Regions from separate parts of the Homo sapiens genome. Here regions 2 and 3 are each linked to region 1. A link is a loop called in an ENCODE intact Hi-C map of the cell type or tissue named here. Cell type or tissue: dorsolateral prefrontal cortex. All regions are shown on one strand.

Evidence for each region. Hi-C counts contacts between places; a loop is a spot of excess contacts. Peaks named below come from ENCODE experiments on the same cell type or tissue, not always from the same donor. Only the 100,000 strongest peaks of a DNase experiment are listed, where the experiment ranks them.
Region 2: it touches region 1 in a loop (2.8-fold over the local background); 102 of 110 quality-filtered maps call a loop at or near these places.
Region 3: it touches region 1 in a loop (2.2-fold over the local background); 15 of 110 quality-filtered maps call a loop at or near these places.

Annotation. Positions count from the first base shown.
Region 1 is chr1:9,870,798-9,878,797 of GRCh38, reverse strand. CTNNBIP1 (catenin beta interacting protein 1) reads left to right here. Exons shown (of 6, transcript NM_020248.3): 3 at 809-893; 4 at 6,710-6,829; 5 at 7,521-7,611. The coding sequence starts at 6,734. Among named protein-coding and RNA genes, the nearest start is that of CTNNBIP1-AS1, 26 kb to the right of the region's middle. RefSeq lists a silencer at 3,643-3,842 and enhancers at 5,588-6,515, 6,516-7,444. In dorsolateral prefrontal cortex, CTCF peaks have their summits at 3,560 and 3,761 (motif pointing left); DNase peaks (open chromatin) are centred at 1,568, 3,004, 3,717 and 5,780; H3K4me3 peaks cover 577 bases; H3K27ac peaks cover 1,747 bases.
Region 2 is chr1:9,780,151-9,788,150 of GRCh38, reverse strand. The region is part of intron 1 of CLSTN1 (calsyntenin 1); the gene reads left to right. It also overlaps the pseudogene MZT1P1. Among named protein-coding and RNA genes, the nearest start is that of CLSTN1, 40 kb to the left of the region's middle. RefSeq lists an enhancer at 1,327-1,827. In dorsolateral prefrontal cortex, a CTCF peak has its summit at 3,395 (motif pointing left); no DNase peak of the experiment used is centred here.
Region 3 is chr1:10,157,341-10,165,340 of GRCh38, reverse strand. It overlaps UBE4B (ubiquitination factor E4B), which reads right to left. Exons shown (of 28, transcript NM_001105562.3): 22 at 6,859-6,985; 23 at 4,055-4,199. It also overlaps the pseudogene RNU6-828P. Among named protein-coding and RNA genes, the nearest start is that of KIF1B, 49 kb to the left of the region's middle. In dorsolateral prefrontal cortex, CTCF peaks have their summits at 3,751 and 3,977; a DNase peak (open chromatin) is centred at 4,030; H3K27ac peaks cover 4,516 bases.

The DNA.
Region 1 (8,000 bases):
CTTGCACCCCAGCAGAGCAGGTGGTGCAGCTGGAGCGGGTGGGCAAGGCTCCCAGCGCCCCTCACAGCCTCCTGCTTCTCCTGTGTCTCCGCCCACTCGGCAATCCATGCTCTTGCTCCATTAACCTGTGCAGGTGACCTGAACGATGAGCTCCTGTGTAGGAGGCAGAAGAAAAGAAGGCAGTGTTCTGAGATTCCTGCCAGAGGTGTATTGGGGGCACGTAGACATGTGGCTAGGCTGTAGGTCTGTGAACAAGCTGCGACTGTGCTTTTCGTGTGTTTCTAGCATGTGTGTTAGTTGATGTTTAGGTGCACAACTGAAGCACACAGACACATATACATGCACTGAGCACAGAGGCTGCGGGGTGCTGAGCTACCTGTGCCTCACTTGTCATGTTAGATTTGGTAGGTGGGGCATTCTCTTGTGCAGGTGCAGAACTTGGCCATCAACTTTCCTGGAGTGATGCATTCTGGTCCACAGTGTCTCTGAACACAGCGTCTCAATTAGACTTGGTGACTAAGCCAAGGGGAGCAGGGGGTGTGGTGTTGAGCGGACTGACCTGCTTCGGCCGGAAATGCCAGGCCAGCTGAGCTGCCTTCAGCACCTTATTTATCCCAGAGGTGTGGGTGCAGGTTTCCTGGGCTTGCCAGACACACAGGTATTTCTGGACCACGGCAGAACCCAGCTCCATGAGCTTCCCGCCAGCGGTTGTGCATCCTCAGCATGGGGCGTGTGCTCCAGGCCCAGCCCTGGCAGCTGCCTGGGCCCTCCCGACTCCTCCCACAACCTGTGTTCTGTGTTTCTGCAGGGCGGCACCTTCCTACTTCTGCCCAGCCACAGCCCTCCCCTCACAGTTGAGCACCTGTTTGCCTGAAGTTAATTTCCAGAAGCAGGTAAGGCCCCCAGGGGAAGGACTCTGTAATGTGGCCATACAGTAGTGTGGGGTGGGGGGTGAGGAGTCCTATTGGACGCCAGGCTCCAGGGCTGATCATGAAGTTAGCTCATCTGTTACCTTTCACCGTGAGCCCCAATGATGCTCATTTCTCCAGATGTGTTGGGTCTTCTGGAGAATGTTAGGGTGCTGCTGATTTCTTTTAGGCTAAGACATGTACAGATTCTGGATAATATTTCATATAAGCTCTAGGAACCACCAATTCTATGGCATTGTATTTTTTTGCAATGTAAACATCATGAAAGTGTAAATTGTACATTTTTAAATGTATTAGAATCTATCACAATGTGTTTTAAAATGGACAAAACAAAAGACGAGTGCAGGGGCTGGAGGCAGCTCATGTGTCTGAAGGAGCAGCTTTGCTCCCTGGCCTCGCCTGAGCTTACTTGACATCTTCCTAGCAGGTGCAAGACCGCCCTGGGTATAAGTGAATATTCTAACATAGATAAATGTGGATGTTCAAGAGCATTAGCTTCCAGTTTAAAAATAAAAAGGAGTGCAGGTGGCTGTGTTTGTATTCAGGGCCACTCGTGCCTGTCAAAGCGAGGCCAGCTTTCAAAGCTCTTTATTAGAATGGGTTGCATTTCCCAGACAGAGACCCATACAGGGAGCCACAGCCGTCCAGCCTCCAACTGCCGCATGTGACTTTCAGCAGTCTTGTTCTCCAGGTCCCTCTTGCACTACCTCCTAATTCTTCTAAAGTGAGATCAACTGCTTAAATGCTGGAGATTACATGGTGGTCGAGATTAGGTCCCTGCAAAGGCTGGGAAGAAGTGTGGCATCTGAGCGTGCCTCTTACAGATGCCCTTGGGTGTTTCCCTGAGAACGTGTTGTGGCCTGTGGAGCCAAGGCCAGTTCTCCCGTTGTGTGGACCTTTCACAGTGGTCAGGAGCCACTTCCTCACCATCCTTTCCTGACCAGCCAAGCTTCCTTCAACAGAGAGGCAGCTCTGAACTGTGTGTGTGTGTGTGTGTGTGTGTGTGTGTGTGTGTGTGTGTGTATGTATAGCAGGAGTGTGTCTCTGTGTCTAAATTGAAGGTATGTACCTTAATGTCTTTTCATTGTATTTGCCCCAATCAGATGTCATTTTCTGGGATGGCACCCACTTTTTGCAGAATGTGTGGTTGCCTACTACATAATAAATAACCATGGACCTGTCCCTTCACCATTCATTTGGATAGTTAATAGTTGCCTGTTGTTTCTTTTCTGTTTTATTGTTTTTGTTTTTTGAAATGGAGTCTCACTCTGTCGCTCAGGTTGGAGTGCAGTGGCATGATCTTGGCTCCAGGCAACTGCCGCCTCCCAGGTCCAAGCGATTCTCCTGCCTCGGTCTCCGAGTAGCTGGGATTACAGGTGTCTGCCACCTCGCCCAGCTAATTTTTTGTATTTTTTATAGAGACTGGGTTTCACCATGTTGGCCAGGCTAGTCTCAAACTCTTAACCTCAGGTGATCTGCCCGCCTCGGCCTCCTAAAGTGCTGGGATTACAGGCATGAGCCACTGTGCCTGGCCTGTTTCTTTTCATTTTCCTTTTTTTGGCTTACCTCTGACTTGGGCAGCTAATAGAAATTTTCTTAGGATTTGGAGTGGAAGCGCCACCCCATTTTAGACGCTGGAATGTTTATGGGAATAGCCAAGAGACCATAATTGAGAACCATCATTACTTTTGGTTCTCACGTTCAAGGACTGGATGAATAATTAGTGTGTCTAATTTAGTTGCAGTTTTAGTTTATGTAATTTAAACATAGTTTAATGGAGACCAGTTTTTGATCCCTACAGGGGAAAATAAGATTTCTCAAGTGAAATGAATCTGATGCTTGTCAGAATTGTGATAAAAATATAATAGCACGTTTGCTTGTATAGGCAACAAACAGAGACATACTTTAATATACTCGTTGAGCACCATGACTGAAATGTCTGTATTGTTTGGGTTGATTATGATTTATTCTCTCCAATTATGAGTTTGCTCCACACTGACACCCTTACTGCAGAGGAGAGAATTATGTAAGCCAGTCACGGTGTTTCTGTTTGGGTTGGAATGGGAAGGGTGGGAACATGTGCTCCTGGCTGCATTTCTGCTCCAGATCCAGCCCTGAGTGTGCCCTCTTGTTAGGCAGCAGGGCGGAATCAGCTCAAACTAGAGCTGGAAGAATTCTCCATGACCACGCTTTTTAGAAAAGACAAGTCAAGGGTCTTCTCTGTAGCGAGAAGAACTGTCTCTTGCAGGGAAGTGAGTTGAAGCAGGAGTAGCCTGGCTCCAAAATGCAGGCGCAGACGACACCGCAGGCCCACAGCTGGGCAGCCCAAGCCCTAGGAATCCCAGTGTGAGGTGTCCCCGGGACGGCGAGGCTGCACCAGCCGGGAAGACGGGGCGGCACCTATCAGTGCGAGCTGTTCATAGAAGGCTTGTTGGACAGGGCAACATTCTGTAAAGCCGGCCCCATGGAGGCGGTCTGTGATGGAAGCAGTCTTTGATATGGAACTGACGCTCCTCTGGGAAGCACCTACTGTGTACCTGGACCACTGGCTCCTGGGTGGATGCGGCGGCAAAAACCAGACACCAGTCCTTCCCTGGGCAGGGGTGGCTCTCTGAATGAATAAATAGATCTTGCCCTGGGACCCGGGGCTGGAGTGTGGTTTGTGATAGTACGATTGGAATAGGGAGAGCCAGAGCAGGAGTGATCTGCTTCCCACGTCGGCTAAGGACTGGTCGGCTCGAACCGGGTGGTCTGGGGCCCTGGGAGAACCTGCTGGGGGTGGGGAGGAAGCAACGCTGGCGCTTTTGTGTTTGGCGACACCTAGTGGCCAGGTCCTTGTATTTCACCCTGTCTCTCACCAGGAGAGAGCAAATGAAAACTAGCCCTTAGGCACAGGACAGAATTGGAAGGTTTTTACTCTTGGAAGCCCTAACTCCCAGCTCAAAGGCTTTACGGAGCATTTCAGATGTTCTTTGGAGAACACAATAGCCCAAGGCCCACTACTTTGAAAGTGTGAGTCCTTTGGAAAAGCTAAATTTGGTTATGGGAGACTGGGTTAGGTACTTGGTCTCTTAACACAATGACATTTGGGCCTAGATGGGTGTGGATATTGCAGAGTGGGAGAAGCTCAGACACCACAGGCTGTTTCACTATTCCATTTAGCCAAGCGGGCAGTATTTATTAAGTGCCTGCCAAGTGCTAGTCTCCCGGAGGACAGGGGTGAGCACAGCAGAGGGGGCCCTGGCCTTGGCAGTGGGCAGTGGGCAGAGACAATAAGCAAGTTCTCCAACAGGGCACTTTCAGAAAATCAGGACAGGCGGGCATGGTGGCTCATGCCTGTTAATTCCAATATTTTGGGAGACCAAGGCAGGAGGATTGCTTGAGACCAGGAATTTGAGACCAACCTGGCTGTGCAACATAACAAGACCTCTACAAAAAAATTTAAAAGTGGCAGGGTGTTGTGGCATGCTTCTGTGGTCCCAGCTAGTTAGGAGGCTGAGGCAGGAGGATCGCTTAAGCCCAGGAGTTCAGGGCTGCAGTGAGTTCTGATCATACCACTGTACTCCTGGGCACCAGAGCAACTGCCAGGGAAGGCTTCCCTAGGAAGGTGCCTTTACACCAAGACAAAGGATGGAAAGAAGCCAGTTCCTGGCTTAGGGGACACCCAGTACAAAGGCTGCCAGAGGGAAAGAGCTTCTCCGCATGTTCTAGAACGGACGAGTGCCAGGAAGGCAGAGCAAGGGGAAGAGGAAGAAGAGACAGGCTGGAGAGGGAGGCAGGGCTGACAGCGGAGCCCTGGCAGGGTCTTGGCAAGGATTATGAGATGCATTCTCAGGTAGGTTTAAGGTAGGAGTGATATCATCTGTTTTGGGGAGGATGAGGTGGGAGGATCACTTGAGCCCAGGAGTTTGAGACCAGCCTGGGCAACATAGCAAGACCCTGTCTCTACAAAAAAATGTTTTTAAATTAGCCAAGCGTGGTGATGTGCACCTGTGGCCCTAGCTTACTCAGGAGGCTGAGTTGGGAGGATTGCTAAAGCCCAGCAGGTTGAGGCAGCAGTGAGCTATGATCGCGCCACTACACTCCAGCCTGGGCGACAGAGGGAGACCCTGTGTCAAAAAATAATCAATAATAAGATCATTCTGGCTATTGTGTAGAGAAAAGGACAAGAAAGGAAGTAGGGGGATCATGAGGAGGTTACATAGTAACCCAGATCCAGGTGGCCACTGGGGAAGAGGTGGAGACCGCATCATCATCCACACCCAGGTTCGGGGTGCAAGGTTCACCCCACAAGGCTGTGTGGAGTCCAGCTCCAGATTGGCAGTGCTCCACATCTAGTGAAGTGGAAGGAAGTGAGAATGGGTCAGTGCGAGGAGTGATACCCCAGAACAGAGCTTCCCTGCTCAGCTGCACAGGAAATTATGGCCTTCCCCATGCTGGGACGCAGCCTGGCCCTGGGGAGTGGCTGGGGGTCCTTCTCATCAGAGACCATTCCTGAGGCAGTTTACTCCTCTTTCCTAGCTCCCAGTTATCACTTAGGCCATTTTCTGGGCCCAGGAGGAGGTGGAAGGGGAGCAGACAGAGTAATAGAGTCTGGGCTGTAGGGGTTTAGCAGAAGTTGCTGGAAAGAGACCTATGCCGCATCCAGCATGCAGCTGCTATTAGCTTATTGTGTGCACTTTTAGGATGAGGGCCCCATTAGCTTATGGGGAATGAGCAGTTGACAAGTACCTACAGGGAGGCTGCTGCCCGGGCTCTGGCACATTGCTGAGGCTGCCCTCTGCACAGAGAGCCACCCTGCCTGGGAAAGCCCGCTGGTCCAGGGTTTGCTGGTCCTGGAGGGATGGATGGTGTGAGGAGTGTTCTTGGCCTGCCAGCTTGGTTCCGTGGTTCTCCGAGCGCAGTTCCTTGGCACCAGGGCTGATAAGGCTCCACCCCAGCAGCTGCTGCGTTATTTCTGACTCATCCAGGAGTTACCAGTGTGTAACCCAAGCCCCTCCATACCCAGCTTCCTCTCCTCCAGCTCCTCCTGGAGGGAGGGGGCTCTGGACTTCTCTCCTGGGGACTTTCTACAGGTTAGGTCCCTGCTGCATGTGGACACGCTGCTGGCCTTCCCAGCTGCCTGCAGGAGCTACCCTCTGACAGGTGGGGTGGGTTTGTGAGGGCTGAGGTAGCAAGCCCTGCAACCCTGGGCCAGCGTCTTTCCATCAAGGGACCCCTTGGAGCCCAGCCCAGGAGCCACAACCCTGGCCTCTTAAACTTGTCAGGGGCTTTTGCCGAGGGAGCTGTCTCAGTGTTTGGGGGCTGGGCACTGATCTCACAGTTTCTCGAGCCAAAGGCCCTAACCAGTTGCCTCTGATCCCATCACTTTTTTGCCCCTTGTGGAAGTTGTTCTGAAAACCTGGGACATTTGGGGCTTCATGCACCACGTGTCCTGTGGCTTGTAGCAGGAGCTTTGCTCTGGGGTGATTCACAGGTAGAAACAACCAGCAGTCCAGGTCATCTCAGTTTTCCTGGACGCAGCAGCTTCATGCACAGAGGCAGCAGGCAGGCCAGCCCTTGCAGCGCCTGCTGGAGAACAGAGCTGCTCAGTTCAGCCTGCTGGGACCAGCATGGGTGAGAAAGGAACCCAGCACCTCGCCACCTGCCCCATGCTCCCAGAAGGGAGACTGTGGGTGGAAAGCGGCTCCTGGGAGGAGTGAGGGTCACTAGCAGGTGTCATTGTCCCAGTATGTCACATCCTGATCTCTTCCCTTTTGATGCTGTTGCTTGCTCTGCAGGAGTCCCCAGAGCCAGGCAGGGGGATGAACCGCGAGGGAGCTCCCGGGAAGAGTCCGGAGGAGATGTACATTCAGCAGAAGGTCCGAGTGCTGCTCATGCTGCGGAAGATGGGATCAAACGTGAGTGCCTGTGGGGTGTCAGGCAGCGGGCCCCCAGGGAGGGTCTCCCAGGGAGGGGCCCTGCTGGGCTATTGGAGGGTGGAGCCACTGCGGCTGCCTCCTGCGGAGCCACGGGCTGAGGAGGGGCCGCTGGGCCTGTGGCTTGGCTCTAGGGCTGCTTCTGGCCCCCTAGGCACAGAGCCCAGCACGTCAAGTTCTGGGGACACCCGACACTGCCGGATTGGGGCCAGGCGGGTGAGGGTCTCAAGGCCCTGACCTTCCTTTTCTCCCCCTCACAAGCCCGAAAGTCTTCTCTCCCAGGGGGCAGCTCAGGGACAACTTGTCAGGACAGGAGCTGAGGGGGCAGCAGGCATGCATGTGCAGGGGTATTTCTCAAAAAGAGTGGAGGGACATGGAATCGCCCCTCAGCCTTCCGGGCAGGACTTGTGTCTTCCACTGGCCCTATACTAGAACAGACCTTAATCTCAGATTCAGTCTGAGTGGCAAAGGCTTTGGACCCCTGGACCAAGTTTAAGGAGGGTGGGAGTGGGGTGGGCTGGCCCTGAAAGCAAAGGGGTCAAATCTCAGAAACAGAAGCCCGAGCAGGGACCAAGCAGGGACCAAGCAGGCCTAGGCGGTGCCTCTAGGGGTGCAGGTGCCTTTCAGGGAACAGGTGCATGCTGCCCCTCACCACAGCTCTCTCACCCTGCAGCTGACAGCCAGCGAGGAGGAGTTCCTGCGCACCTATGCAGGGGTGGTCAACAGCCAGCTCAGCCAGCTGCCTCCGCACTCCATCGACCAGGGTGAGTTGGCGGCAGAGGGGCTGGGGCAGTGGCACAAGTCCCAGGGGCACCGACTTGTGGTTCCCTTAGAAAGCGTAGCTCCAGCCCTCTTTGATGGGTGATCCATGAGACCCAGGGCTGACTAGGAGGGGCTACAGCTCTCTCCACCCACAGAGCTGAGCCAGGAAACCTTCGGAGCCTCCCACCTGATCCCATCTCCTTCCTCAGGTGGGAGCCAAAGACTCTACAAGACAAATGGCAGGATCCCTTTCTAAGGCCTGGAAGAGGCAGGAAATGGAGATGTCTGGGGGCGCTCATAACTGCAGAGACTGATTATTGCATTTCTTTAACCTTTGGCCTGACCCCTACCCACCCAGCACCCTGTCCAGGAGAGAGAAACTGCCCTTGTG
Region 2 (8,000 bases), 91 kb after region 1:
CCAAGTAGGCGGGACTACAAGTGTGGCACCACCATGCCTGGCTAATTTTTGTATTTTTTGTAGAGACGGGGTCTCGCCAGGTTGGCCGGGCTGATCTTGAACTCCTGAACTCAAGCGATCCACCTTCCTCAGCTTCCTAAAGTGCTGGGATTACAGGTTTGAGCCACCACGCCGGACCCTTAGTCAAATAGTCAAATTCACAGAGACAGAAAATAGAATGGTGGCTGCCAGGGGCTGGGGGAGGGGAAATAGGAAGTTAGTATTTAGTGGGTGCAGAGTTTCAGTTTTGCAAGATGAAAGAAGTTCTAGAGACGGGTAGTGGTGGTGACGGTTGGATGACAGTGTGAATGTACTTAATGCTATTGGCCTGTACACTTAAAAATGGTTAAGATGGTAAATTTTTATACTGTGTATTTTCCCACATTAAAAAAACTTGTTTGGAATTTGGAGGAAAAATTAGAAGGCTCACGCCTGTAATCCCAGCACTTTGGGAGGCCAAGGCAGGTGGATCACGAGGTCAGGAGATCGAGACCATCCTGGCTAACATGGTGAAACCCCGTCTCTCTAAAAACACAAAAAATTAGCCGGGCACGGTGGCAGGTGCCTGTAGTCCCAGCTACCCGGGAGGCTGAGGCAGGAGAATGGCGTGAACCCGGGAGGCGGAGCTTGCAGTGAGCCGAGATCACACCACTGCACTCCAGGCTGGGCGACAGAGTGAGACTCCGTCTCAAAAAAAAAAAAAAAAAAATTAGAAGGCTCACTTTAAGCTTTCAAAAGTTGCAATTGTAGGAAGTGAGGATTACTTTGCAGGTTCTGTTTCAAATTCATATTTTTATCAACCATAACACAAGCTCTGAGAGGGCAGGGGCTGTTTTACTCACCATTATTTTCTTGGTACCTAGAAGACTACCTGGGCCTCGAGAAAGACGGATGGATGGATGGAAGAAGGGGGAAACAGAAGCCCCTTCTTCTGGATTCTCCTGCCCTGTCATTCCTCCTTAGCTCTCAGTTCTAGTTGGGGACAGCCCCATCTCCGTGTGCGGGAGATACCTAGACTCTAAACTGCAGTCTCAGCCCAGCCCCTTCCCCTTCTCTTCTCACCCCTGCAGCCACCTCTTCACCCCCAACTTCGTTCTTGGGACTCTCCTGGCATCCTACCCTGAGGCTCATGTGCAGGGTCTGGTCCCCTTGCTTCCTTCTTAGTGTTCAGGGTGGGATGTGCACCAGGGAGAAGGACATAGGGGTTCCTCCTCCATCTGTTCCTGCTCATTCCCTGGTCTTTTCTCATGATGCCACCATGCATGCCTTGCGCTCCCCAACACGAGGAGCCCGATGTAGCTCTCAGGCCCTGTGAGCTGGGTAGTGGTGAGCCCATGCCCAGCCATAGACCGCCTGGTGGCGGACAGGCAGGTGTCCCAGCCTGTGAGCAAGAGAGTGGATCCAGATGTGCAGAGCTTGCAAACAGCTCTCACCTTTGTTTTTTTTTTTTTTTTTTTTTTTTTGAGACGGAGTCTCACTCTTGTCAGCCAGGCTGCAGTGGAGTGCAATAGCACAATCTCAGCTCACTGCAACCTCCACCTCCCGGGTCCAAGCAATTCTCCTGCCTCAGTCTCCTGAGTAGCTGGGATTACAGGTGCCCACCACCACACCTGGCTAATTTTTAGTGTTTTTAGTAGAGACGGGGTTTCGCCATGTTGGCCAGGCTGGTTTCGAACTCCTGACTTCAGGTGATCAGCCTGCCTCGGCCTCCCAAAGTGCTGGGATTACAGGCATGAGCCACCGCGCCCAGCCTCACCTTTCGTAGAACAGCTGCATTGTGTGTAACAGTATGTGGTGGTATGATGCTTGTCCTGGGAAAAGTGAATAAATGCAGGGAAAGTTTCACTGTACTATTAAAAAACTCAATTGTTCTGTTAGCTTAAGAATTTATTTGACACTTAATGTGTGTGTTTTTTGTTTGTTTGAGGCAGGTCTCGCTCTGTCACCCAGTCTGGAGTGCAGTGGTGTGATCTCAGCTCACTGCAACCTCCACCTCCCAGGCTCAAGCGATTCTCATGCCTCAGCCTCCCGAGTAGCTGGGAGGTCCCAAGTAGCTCCCAAGTGTACCACCATGCCTGGCTAATTTTTTCCTATTTTTTGTAGAGACAGGGTTTTATCATTTTGCCCAGGCTGGTGTCGAACTCCTGAACTCAAGCGATCCACCCACCTCAACCTCCCAAATTGCTGGGATTACAGGCATGACCTACCGTGCCCGGCCTTAATGTGTTTTTATTTTAAAAATTAACTTCAAGCTGGGTGGGGTGTCCCACACCTCTGAGACAGAGTGAGACCCTGACTCGGAAAAAAAAAAAAAAAGAAATTCACATCAATGTAATGCACAAATTATTAAAGTGGCTCTTTTAAAGTGTACAAGTGATTTTCATGTAGACATCATTGGTTTTCCTTAACGGGGTGGATGTCAGTCAGTGGTTCTCAAGGGAGGAGGGAGGAGGATTGCCCCCAGGGGATCTTGGGGAATGTCTGGAGACACTTCTGGTTGGCACATCTTGGTGGGGAGGCCGCGGACATCCAGTGGTTTTGAGGCCGGGATGCTGCTGAACGTCCCACAATGCACGGGACAGCCCCACAGCTAAACATTGTCTGGCCCAGAGTGTCCAGCTGTTGAGAAACCCTGATCTAAATAATGTCTAAGCTATGTATTTGGTGTTTCAATCAGCCCTTTAAAATTTAGTTTGTTTGGGATTCTGATGAAGAAATCCTTAAACCTGTGCATACAGAGATTCTTTGGCAGTGTTCAGTCTTTGGAAAAAAAAAAATAAGAGTAATTAAAAAATCTGTTTTACAGCTGGGTGCAGTGGGTCACGCCTGTAATCCCAGCACTTTGGGAGACTGAGGCAGGCGGATCACTTGAGGCCAGGAGTTTGAGACCAGACTGGCCAACATGGTGAAACCCTGTCTCCGCTAAAAATACAAAAATTAGCCAGGCACGGTGGATCACCTGAGGTCAAGAGTTCAAGACCACCCTGGCCAACATGGTGAAAACCCCTCTCCTCTAAAAATAACAAAAATTAGCTGGGAGTGGTGGCACACATTGTAGTTTTATTTCACTTCAGCCTGGGTGACAGAGCAAGACTCTCAAAAAAAAAAAAAAAAAGAATTTATGACTAGGGACAATACTTAGAGACCCAGAGATAATGCCTTTTTATATTTTGATTTTAAAACTGTGAATATTTTACCTGTTCCAAATGCTTTTTTGAGGAAAAAAAGAATCAGCTGGAGATTTTAAACTTAGAGTTTAAGATACTTTTCTACCCATGTCATCTTTAACAAGGGCCTACTAGCTCGCCTTTGGAAATTAACTAGCAGGATTTTAAAATCAAAGCCTGAGAACTTGGAGCATGCAAGGGCACCTGTCACCACCTGCTGGCAGTGTTCCTTAATTGCAGGTTCTTATGATAGACCAAGGTTTAAAAGTTGAATCTGCAAATGAAACCTGTAACATCATCTAGGATTTATAGGTGAGACGCCAACAGTCTCTTGCAATATTTAGCTGTTGTTTTTTAAGGGCAGACATGACCAACCTACGTGTCATGATAAGAGGCACACATCACACTCTTGTTTGAAACAGTGGGTTTCTTTTTTCTTTAGAGATAGTCTTGTTCTCCCTGAGGCTGGACTGCAGTGGTGAGATCTTGGCTCACGGCAGCCTGTAACTCTTGGGCTGAAACATTCCTCCTGTCTCAGCCTCCCGAGTAGCTGGGAGTACAGGCATGTGCCACCATGCCAGCTAACTTTTTTTTTTTATTCAAGAGGGAATCTCGCTTTGTCACCCAGGCCGGAGTGCAAGTGACACAATCTCTGCTCACTGCAACGTCTGCCCCCCAGGTTCAAGAGATTCCCCTGCCTCAACCTTCCGAGTAGCTGGGGTTACAGGTGCATGCCACCACGCTTGGTTAATTTTTTTTTTTTTTTTTTTTTGAGATAGAGTTTCGCTCCTGTCGCCCAGGCTGGAGTGCAGTGGCGCAATCTTGGCTCATTGCAACCTCCGTCACCCTGGTTCAGGCAATTCTCCTGCCCCAGCCTCCCAAGTATCTGGGATTACAGGCATCTGCCACCACGCCTAGCTAATTTTTGTATTATTATTATTATTATTTTTTGAGATGGAGTTTCACTCTTGTTGCCCAGGCTGGAGTGCAATAGTGTGGTCTCAGCTCCCTGCAACCTCTGCCTCCCAGGTTCAAGCAATTCTCCTGTCTCAGCCTCCCAAGTAGCTGGGATTACAGGCACCCGCCACCACGCCTGGTTAATTTTTGTATTTTTAGTAGAGACAGGGTTTCACCATGTTTGCCAGGCTGGTCTCGAACTCCTGACCTCAGGCCATCTGCTCACCTTGGCCTCCCAAAGTGCTGGTATTACAGGCGTGAGCCACTGTGCCCGGCCAATTTTTGTATTTTTTTAGTGGAGACGGGGTTTCACCATGTTGGCCAGGCTGGTCTCGAACTCCTGACCTCAGGTGATCCACCTGCCTCGGCCTCCCAAAGTGCTGGAATTACAGGCGCGAGACACTGTGCCTGGCCTAATTTTTGTGTTTTTAGTAGAAACAGGGTTTCACCACATTGGCCAAGCTGGTCTCGAACTCCTGACCTCAGGTGATCCACCCGCCTTGGCCTCCCGAAGTGTTGGGATTACAGGCGTGAGCCACTGTGTCCAGCCTAATTTTTTAAAACATTTTTTTGTAGAGACGGGATCACACCTTGTCACCCAGGCTGGTGTCGAACTTCTAGGCTCAAGCAATCCTCCTACCTGGGCCTCCCAAAGTGTTGGGATTATGGGTGTGAGCCACTGCGCCTGGCTGGAAACCGTGGATTTCTAGTTACAAAGTCTTCTTTACTTACAATCAGGTTTATCTTCTGATAAACCCATCTTTGTAAAGTCTAAAAATCCTAAGTTGAGCCACTGTAAGTGGGGAACCATCCATATGAGTGAATAAACCGGAAAGGAACTGTTCGTGTACTGGGTTGACTGATATCAGGGCCACCCTGGGACCTGTGGTTGGCGTCTGGGCTCTGCAACCAACCTGCTGAAATCCCCGTTACTTGTGAGACTTAGGCATGGGTCCAGCCTCTCTCTCTCTTTTTCTTTTTGAGATGGAGTCTCGCTCTGTCACCCAGGCTGGAGTGCGATGGCGCGATCTCAGCTTACTGCAGCCTCCGCCTCCCAGGTTCCAGCTATTCTCCTACCTCAGCCTCCTGGGTAGCTGGGATTATAGGCGTGTGCCACCACGCCCGGCTAATTTTTGTATTTTCAATAGAGGCGGGGTTTTACCATGTTGGCCAGGTTGGTCTTGAACTCCTGACCTCAGGTGATCTGCTTGCCTTGGCCTCCCAAAGTGCTAGGATTACAGGTGTGAGCCACCACGCCCGGCCCGGGTCTAGCCTCTCTTTAGCCCACAGAGTTGGGTTGTGCTGGGGCAGCATAGCTTATATTCATGTTAATCCTAAAGTTGATTATTGTATTTTTTTCATCTTGACTTAAAAATCAAATAATTTCTAATGACTGAAATCTACCATAACCCTAAAAAATGAGTCATATCCTGAAATGATAGGTGTGTGCCTAGCTACAGCCTGCACTTGTAGAAGGTTTGATTGCCAGCTTTGCTTTTGCATAGTTTTAAATTAATACATTCAAAGTTTAGTTTTTTTTTGAAACACATTACTTACCTAATAACTTATTAAATAACCATTCAAGATTTATTAGTCAAGGACTCAAATTACTTTTATGTAAGAAAAGTAAACAGGAGTTTGGCATGTTTGCTATGTTTCATTTTACACATTTTTTTAGGCCTCCATTTATAGGGTATAAAACTTTAAGAAAACATTCTCATTAGCTGTAAATGATTCGAATTGCAAATAATACTAACCTAAGCATTGTCATTACTTTTAAAATCTAAGTTTCTAGAAGTTTAAATTTTTACTCAATACAAAAATGACCTGGTTCACATTATTAGCTGCCCAACAAACTGTTTAAAAAACTAAGTATTCTTTGTTAAAGATCAGATTGCAAGAAATGTTTTCCATGCTCTTATTTTAAAAAACAAGATTCCGACATACATAATGAATCTAAATCAGAATTCACCAATGGTGGCTGAAATAGTGTCAGCTTTCAGCCCAATACAATATAAATCCACAGTTATAATGCATAAACAATTCAAAGTTAAAATTTATAGTGGAAATGTCAACAAGTCACAACTACTACACATTACTACTGATGGGTTCCACTACAGGCACAGCAGATGTGCACATCTGATAGACTGCTTAGAAAATTAAAGCTATCAAAGCTATAAATAAAGAATACATAAATATGAACATGGCGATGTGGAAGCATTAGAGCCGTTAAAAAAAGTGAATAAGCTGGGCGCGGTGACTCACTCCTGTAGTCCCAGCACTTTGGGAGGCCGAGTTGGGCGGATCACCTGAGGCCGGGAGTTCAAGACCAGCCTGACCAACATGGAGAAACCCCATCTCTACTAAAAATACAAAATTATCCAGGTGTGGTAGTGCACTCCTGTAATCCCAGCTACTTGGGAGGCTGAGGCAGGAGAATCGCTTGAACCCGGGAGGCAGAGATTGCAGTGAGCCGAGATCACGCCACTACACTCCAGCCTGGGTGACAAGAGCGAAACTCCGCCTCAAAAAAAAAAAAAAGAATAAGATGTGATGTAAACACATCTGATAGTTCTGTCTGTAAGCCACTTTCCACTGATTTATAATGCTATGGTTTTATAATTCTTTTAAAAAGGAAAATTTTTCTACACTGCTGCATTCAGTATCATTGTACATTCTCGACTACAGTGCAATCTTTAAATCCTCTTGCAGAGCTTGACATATCTCATCAGAATTTCCCCAGAAAATCAGCTTGTCATATTTTCAGCAGCCTTTAGTGCTTCAGTAGCCTTGCGAAGCTCCTTAATAACTGATGATAAAGCTTCTGGGTTAATTTCTTGTTCACAAAGCCGTACACAAATAGGAGTTTCCATATCTAAGCCAGCATTCTAAATTCTTGAAATCTCAAGCAGAATGTGTGATTAGTACAGGTTGGATACTCTTAATCCCAAAACCTGAAATGTGAAATGCTCCAAAATCCGAAACTTTTTAAGCACCGACATGACACCACAGTGGAAAATTCCACACCTCATGTGATGGATCAAAGTCAAGATGCAGGTGCACAACACACAGTTTATTCAGCATCCTGTCCATGGTCTCCCGCACCGCATTTGGATTCGCTGCCACGGCTACTCGCCATGGCTGAGGCCAAGGGAGGCAGGAGAAGCAGTTTAGTTTGTTTTTTAAAACCTCCTAGAATGTGATGAAATGAGTCAGGTATAGACTTCCGACATAGGTGACACGTTCCTAGACTTGCAGCCAGTAGTCTCTTGTCTTTGCCATTTTTTTGTGATGATGACAGAAACATCGGTCACTTGTTTCTGTAAATGTTTTATGATGCAAATTGAATGTGATGAAATATTAAAAATATCACTCATTAAATATTTAAAAGTTCAGTGTTTGGAACTGGCCAGATCTCATTCTACTGCCAGCTTAAGAGCGATTTAGAAAATTTGAATTATAAAATTGGAATACTGGGAACATAGTTACACAGTTATTTTTCCACCGAACCCTTAACCATTTCAGCTGCAGGCCTTTCCATTTGGGCAGCAGAAACACACATTTTACGTTACTACTCATCATGGGTTTTCTGTAATGTGCTCTGCCTGGTATTTTTACATCCCCGTTGGGCTAAATAAAGACATAAATTCATTTAGTTTAAGTCTCAGGAGTTTTATGGACTCAAATATTAGAAGAATATTTAGTTTTAGTATTTATAGTGCTTGTAATTTTATTAATAAAACCTTAAAGTATGAAGCCAAATTGGAATCGAATATTAATTTGATTAGTGGCAAATTGAACTAGCAATTTTTGCTTTAAAATGAAAGATTGGAGGCC
Region 3 (8,000 bases), 290 kb before region 1:
TGGATATATTTTAAGACAGAGCTTAGAGGCATTTGCTGAGAGACGCAGAGAAATCAAGAGCAACTCCAAAGCATCGAGCCTGAGCAGCTGGTAGAATGAAGGCGCCATTTACTGAGATTGGGCAGACTCAGGCAGGAGATGTGGACAACATCAAGGGTTCCGTTTTGGACACAGTGAGTTTGAGACACTGATTAGACAAATACTTGGTCTGCAAGTCTGCAGTCAGATCTGAGCCAGGGAGATATATTCTGGAGTCTTTAGAACACAGGTATTTAATGCCTTGGTATACCTGAGCTCACCAAGCAGTGATGTTCACCGGGGGACATCAGGTTATGTGTGGCAGTGTTTCTCGTTGCCTGAAGGCTGGGGGTAGGAGGGTACATCCCTGACATTAAATGGCAGGAAACAGAGATCCTAAATGTCCTGCAATATATGGGATGGTTTCTCATCATGAGTTATTATTATACCAAATTCCACTAGGCTCAAAATTCCAACTAGTGCCCTCGTTGAGAAACACTAACCTAGAGAGCATGAGTGGGAAAGAAATTGAAGCCTAAGGGCTGAGTGCTGGAGCTCACCAAGCTCAGACGTCAGGGAGATGAGCAGGAACAGCCAGGGCAGTGGGAGGTAGAAAGTGACTTCAAAGCCAAATAAAAATTATTTCTGAAATAGCAATTGTGGGAATTATTTGGGCCTTTTTCATCCATTAACACAGGAAAAATCAATATTATTTGTTCAGTTGGCTCATAAACAAATGCTATTAAGTACTGACTATGAATACGAGAATGTGCTATAGACCTGCATTCCAACATCTAAAATATACGCTGGCCAGCCATGGTGGCTCACAACTATAATCCCAGCATTTTGGGAGGCTGAGGTGGGAGGACTGCTTGAGGCCAGGAGGTTGTAGGCTGTAGTGAGCTAAGATCTGTCATTGCACTCCAGCCTGGGTGACAGAGCAAGACTCTTTCTTTCTTTTTTTTTTTCTTTTTTGAGACGGAGTCTCGCTCTGTTGCCCAGGCTGAAATGTGAAATGTAGTGGCATGGTATCAGCTCACTGCAACCTCTGCCTCCTGGGTTCAAGTGATTCTCCCACCTCAGCCTTCCAAATAGCTGGGATTACAGGCACCTGTCACCATGCCTGGCTAAATTTTGTATTTTTAGTAGACACTGGGTTTCACCATGTTGGCCAGGCTGGTCTCAAACTCCTGGCCTCAGGTGATCTGCCGGCCTCGGCCTCCCAAAGTGCTGATATTACAGGCATGAGCCACTGTGCCCGGTCAAGACTCTGTTTCTATTAAAAAATAATAATAAGGCTGGGCATGGTGGCTCATGTCTGTAACCCCCGCACTTTGGGAGGCTGAGGTGGGTGGATTGCTTGAGGCCAGGAGTTCAAGACCAGCCTGGCCAATGTGGCAAAACCCCATCTCTACTAAAAATACAAAAATTAGCCGGACGTGGTGGTGCACGCCTGTAATCCCAGCAGGCATAAATTGAGCCAAGATTGCGCCACTGCACTCCAACCTGGGTGACAGAGTGAGACTCTGTCTCAAAAAATAAAATAAAATAAAATAAAAAATAATTTAATAATAAAAATAGTAAGTAAATAAAATATAAGACCAGCTTGGGAAAACTAGCAAGACTCTCTCTCTTTAATATTTATTTATTTATTTGAGACGGAGTCTCACTCTGTCGCCCAGGCTGGAGTGCAGTGGTGCGATCTTGGCTCACTGCAACCTCCGCCTCCCGGGTTCAAGCAATTATCCTGCCTCAGCCTCTCAAGTAGCTGGGACTACAGCGGCGTGCCACCACACCCAGCTAATTTTTGTATTTTTAGTAGAGACGGGGTTTCACCATGTTGGCCAGGATGTTCTTGATCTCTTGACATTGTGATCCACTCGCCTCGGCCTTCCAAAGTGCTGGGATTACAGGCGTGAGCCACCACCCCTGGCCTAATATTTATTTTTAAAGGATGGAATGCTTTATGAATTTGCATGTCATCCTCGAGCAGGGGCCATGGTAATCTTCTCTGCATTGTTCCAATGTTAGTATACGTGCTGCTGAAGCAAGCATGTGAGACTTTGTCTCTATAAAAAAAATTTTTTTAATTAGCCAAGCGTGGTGGTACATGCTTGTAGATCCAGCTCTTTGGATCTACAAAGGCTGAGGCAGGAGGATCACTTGAGTCCAGGAGGTTGAGGCTGTGGTGTGCTATGATCCTGCCAGTGCACTCCAGCCAAGGCGACAGATCAACACTCTGTCTTTATTTATTAATAATAATAAAAAACAAATAAGTAAATAAAATATAAGCTGGGCATACCAAGCACTGTGAATGGTATAAAGTGGGTGTTACAGAAGTAAGGAGAAAGGTGAGAATTTTCAGCTATGCTGATTGGCGAAGACAAACCTGAGGGAGTATTTGGATAGGACCTTACTCAGAGAATGGGTAGAACTTTAATACATAAGAAGAAAAGCAGGTATAAATGGGAGCTAAACATTGGTACACATGGACGGAGACGGGAATAACAGACACTGGGGACTACAAGGGAGGGGAGTGAGGGAGGAGTGAGGGTTGAAAACTACCTATTAGGTATTATGCTCACTCCCTGGGTGACAGGCTGAATCATAAAGCCTCAGCATCACGGTATACCCATGTAACAAACCTGCACATGTACCCCATCCCCTGAATCTAAAATAAAAGTTGAAATTAAAAAAGAAAAAAAAAAAAAAAAAGTCTGGGCGCGGTGACTCACGCCTGTAGTCCCAGCACTTTGGGAGGCTGAGGCGGATGGATCACCTGAGGTCAGGAGTCCAAGACAGGCCTGGCCAACATGGTGAAACCCCGTCACTACTAAAAATACAAAAATTGTCCGGGTGCAATGGCTCACGCCTGTAATCCCAGCACTTTGGGAGGCCGAGGAAGGCGGATCACAAGGTCAGGAGATCGAGACCATCCTGGCTAACACGGTGAAACCCCATCTCTACTAAAAATACAAAAAATAAGCCAGGCGTAGTGGCAGGTGCCTGTAGTCCCAACTACTTGGGAGGCTGAGGCAGGAGAATCACTTGTACCCAGGAGGCAAAGATTGCAGTGAGCTGAGATCGTGCCACTGCACTCCAGCATGGGTGAAAGAGCAAGACTCCGTCTCAAAAACAAACAAACAAAATACAAAAACTAGCCAGGTGTGGTGGCAGGCGCCTGTAATCCCAGCTATTCAGAAGGCTGAGGCACGAAAATCGCTTCAACCGGAGAAGCGGGGATTGCAGTGAGAAGAGATCGCACCACTGTACTCCTGCGTGGGCGACAAGAGTGAAACTCCGTCTCAAAAAAAAAAAAAAAAGAAAAAGTGAAGAAAAAGCAGTCCCCACTTTGACATGAGAACCCCTTATGGAAATCAGTTCTGATTCTGAGCCTGACAATTCCAAGAACAGAATCAATAAACCTAAGCCAATCTAAGAAGTCACCAGCAACTGTCAAGGGCCTCATAAGCGACCAAGGAAGTATCTCAGTGGCTGCTACGCACGTCAGGAAAGAGCACTGGTACTGGCACGGCACGTGCTTTCCATGGAACCTGGCAAGCCAGGCCTCTTTTCTATTAATAACTGAATATAAAACCCAAGATCAACTGAAAGGGAAAAAACACCCCGCCAGGATCCTGAGTGATTCACACAGTTGCCTAGAGAAGCCCATAGGAACAAATCAAATTCTTGTCCAGCAGACATAATTCTAGAGATTTCTTTCCTAATTATGTTCATGAATATTAATATATTCAGACAATAAAAGCTCATCTCCAAAAAAGCCCTTTAAAATTAAAAAGGCAGAGAAAGTTTTCAGTGTACATTTTCAAAGACTTCTCAACCCATTTCTTAGCTTCAGATAAGGTATTTAAGAATTTTCCTATTCCAATCCTGCAATATGATTTCATGGAAGGAAAATCCCAGCATGTCAGATCGCATATCATCAGACCCACAAATGCAGCCCCAAAGCAGCTCTGCCCGTGTGTGGAGGCAGATGGCCTGCAAAGCTGTCCAAGCCTCTGGACCACGTCCTCACCCGGGGCAACTGGTCCCACTGTTCTTTGTTCTTCATCTCTTCCTGCACTTCATGGATTCGCTTCAGAGACTCCAGACTTTCATCGAGCAAAAACGTCGTGTCGTTTATCAACATGTTTATATAGCGAACAAACTGCTTCCCGGAGCTGGAAAGGCAATTATATTGTACATGGTCATACATCTCCCTGAAGCAAAATGCCACAGCAAATCCCAGGGAACAAGCACCTCCACCCAGACTGCAACTATCTCACCCTAAAAGCCTGGCTACCCTGGCACAAGTCAGGCACTATGGAATTCAAGGACCACCAAGCTTCTCTTTAGATTATGTTAATCTTGTTTCTTTTTGAGACAGGGTCTCACTCTGTCGCCCAGCCTGGAATGCAGTGGCACAATCACAGCTCACTGCATCCTCGACCTCCAGGGCTCAAGCAATCTTCCTGCCTCAGCCTCCTAAGTAGCTGGAACTACAGGCACACACCACCACGCCCAGCTTTTGTATTTTTTGTAGAGACAGGGACTTGTTATGTTGCCAGGGCTGGTCTCAAACTCCTGGGCTCAAGCGTTCCTCCCACCTCAGCCCCTCAAAATGTTGGGATTACAGAGATGAGCCACCACACCTGGCCTGGATTTTGTTATTCTTTTAAATTGTTTATGATAAGCTCATTCCAGTGGTATTTGGAGCCACCTTGCACGGCTGATGACAGTCAAGTGCTAAATATTCCAGAATTTTATAACCAGATTCCCCTGGCACCTTAAATTGGGCAACAGAGGAAACAGTCACACCATGGAAAACCAGCAAATGCTGACTCCCCCACCCTGCTTCCCAGAGCAGGCTTACCAGCACACCCCTAGCTCACTCCCTCAATGTTTTTAAGGAGAGAAAACACTTCTTCCAGACTAGAACAGGAAAAACGCATATACTCACCAATATACCAAGAAAATGCAAATAATTAACCACATACAACAGATAAGAAAACAACTGATATAGTTATTCCTTATCACAAAGACTGACGCATGGAAGAAAAATTGGAACCTGTAATATTGATAAAGTGGGATATTAACTTACTTTAAAACTGGAAGCCTCCAATCTAAGGAACTGTTCTGCAGATCGTGTTATAATGAGAACTTGCTGGTGAACTGAAATAGCTTGGCCTACCTCTGTTAGACTCTGGAGATGCCAGATTCGTAGAGAAAAAAAGAAGCTACACTTCAGGGTCTACAACTGTGCAACTACGGGGTGGTAAGCCCATGCTGGAGAAGAGAAGTTCCTGTGAACAAGTGCAGGAGGCCTCGATCTCAGGAACATGGCAAGTTCAGGACAAGCGCTCCAATCAGCACCATTCAGACCAAGCCATGGGCCTGCCTCGTGCCAGGCTTTAGCTGGAACACAATTCTGACCATAAGAGCAGTTTATGGAAACAAAAAGTTAAAAAGTTTGCTTCACAGAAATCTATCTGGCAAATAGTTATTCCACTGGTAATTTGTATATTATTGACTAGTAATTCGGTTAACAAGTATAGCTAGATTTGATCAAAGATCTAACATGGGTTGCAAAAGATCCAAGTAGGTGGGATAAAATTTTTATTTATTTATTTATTTATTTGAGACGGAGTCTCACTCTGTCGCCCAGGCTGGAGTGCAGTGGCACCATCTCGGCTCACTGCAAGCTCCGCCTCCCAGGTTCACGCCATTCTCCTGCCTCAGCCTCCTGAGTAGCTGGGACTACAGGCGCCCGCCACCGCGCCCACCACCATGCCTGGCTAATTTTTTGGTATTTTTAGTAGAGACGGGGTTTCACCATGTTAGCCAGGATGGTCTCGATCTCCTGACCTCCTGATCCGCCCTGCTCGGCCTCCCAAAGTGCTGGGATTACAGGCATGAGCCACCACGCCCGGCCCTTAGATGGGATAAAATTTTTGAAGAATAATTCAAGAGTTCAGCATCTTCATCTCCCTTTTGTTTTTAGGCACTGACAGATAATTTAGATGGAATTACTAATGTCCAGGTTTAAGCAGTCACTCAGATTTCAGGTAGGTATATGAAAAGTCTTTAATTAAGGTTTAGGGCCTTACCACAAAGAATGATACTTTAAATGACAACTCTGACCTAATTGTTGCAAAATCTAAAGTCCTTCCAACATTCAGGAACTAAGATTTCATTTCACTCATTCTGACAACTTCATTTAACACTGTCATCGTAGAAAACACCAAAAAAACACTTAACCCATCATCTCAGCATATTTATAGGATCTTTTCTTTTCCTTTTTTTTTTTTTTTTTGAGACGGAGTCTCGCTCTGTCACCCAGGCTGGAGAGCACTGGCACAATCTCGGCTCACTGCAAATTCTGCCTCCCGGGTTCAAGTGATTCTCCTGCCTCAGCTTCCCAAGTAGCTAGGATAACAGACGTGCGCCACCACACCCAGTTAATGTTTTGTATTTTTAATAGAGATGGGGTTTCACCATGTTGGCCAGGCTGGTTTTGAACTCCTGACCTCAAGTGATCCGCCCGCCTCTGCCTCCCAAAGTGCTGGGATTACAGGCGTGAGCCACCACGCCCTGCCCTATACAATCTTCGCTTGTGTACCACCCCCAAAGTATCTTGACAAATCTAAAATTCAGCAATATCTTGCAAGTAAAGCCATTTAAAAAATCCTGCCCACATTTAGTGGCATCTTGTGGTAAACTCAAAGGAGTCTGAGACCAAGCAAACAGTCAACAAGAACCCAGCTGTGCATGCTTTTAAGCTGCAATCCTACCTGCGATTTGCAAGAAAGCAAGTTGTGACACGAGGGGCCCCATACTCACTTGAACTCCTCCATAAAGGTGCCATGGTGAGCTATGTTTTGCCAAAGGCTTTTAAAAATGGTGCTAATATGATAGCGAATTGTGAACTTGTCATAAAACTCACTGGTGGCTCCGGTATGCTCAACATCTAAAGAAGAAAGACAAAGGTACTGAGGGATATGTATTTTCTTGCTTTCCAAATCCAGTTATTGCCCCAACAATGATACTGAGTGAATGTAAACCTGCAAAATCAGAGAGCTGGTGAAATTTTGCACTTCTTTTGCATGTAGGGCACGACAGAAATTATAAGCTGCTTTTAAAGACAAAAGTTTCACAATGAAGATTTGACAATGACACAACACCTAAAGGAACGGGGCTAGGAAAACTCCCATCATTAGGACAACATCAACTTACCAATGACCAAAAGCTGAATTATCATACTCCCCCCACCTAATTTTAAGTTATTAATTTACAGAAATTCTATGGCACCTCAAATGGACATACTTCAGCGGATAAAAAGTTAGGTTTAATTTTATTGAGGGCCATGTATTTACTAAATGTGTCTATCTATTGACCATTTTTGGTGTTGAAAAAACACCAATGTGTCTATCATCCCTAAATCTATTAAAGAGGGATAAAAATCAAACTTGTTTGTCCAAATGGCAAAAGCTTAGGCATGAGAAATTTCAGAATTCATGACAAATTTTATTATTATTATTATTATTTTTGAGACAGAGTCCCGCTCTGTCGCCAGGCTGGAGTGCAGTAGCACGATCTCAGCTCACTGCAACCTCTGCCTCGGGGTTCAAGCAATTCTCCTGCCTCAGCCTCCCTAGTAGCTGGGACTATAGACATGCGCCACCACGCCCTGCTAATTTTTGTATTTTTAGTAAAGATGGGGTTTCACCATATTGGCCAGGATTGTCTCGATCTCTTGGCCTCATGATCCACCCACCTTGGCCTCCCAAAGTGCTGGGATTACAGGTGTGAGCCACCGTGCCCAACTATTTTATTATTATTTTTTTGGAGACAGGGTCTTGCCCTGTCACCCAGGGTAAAGTGCAGTGGTGTGAATAATGGCTCACTGCAGCCTCAACCTCTCGGGCTCAAGTGATCCTCCCACCTCAGCATCCCAAGTAGCTGGGACTGGAGGTGTATCCACC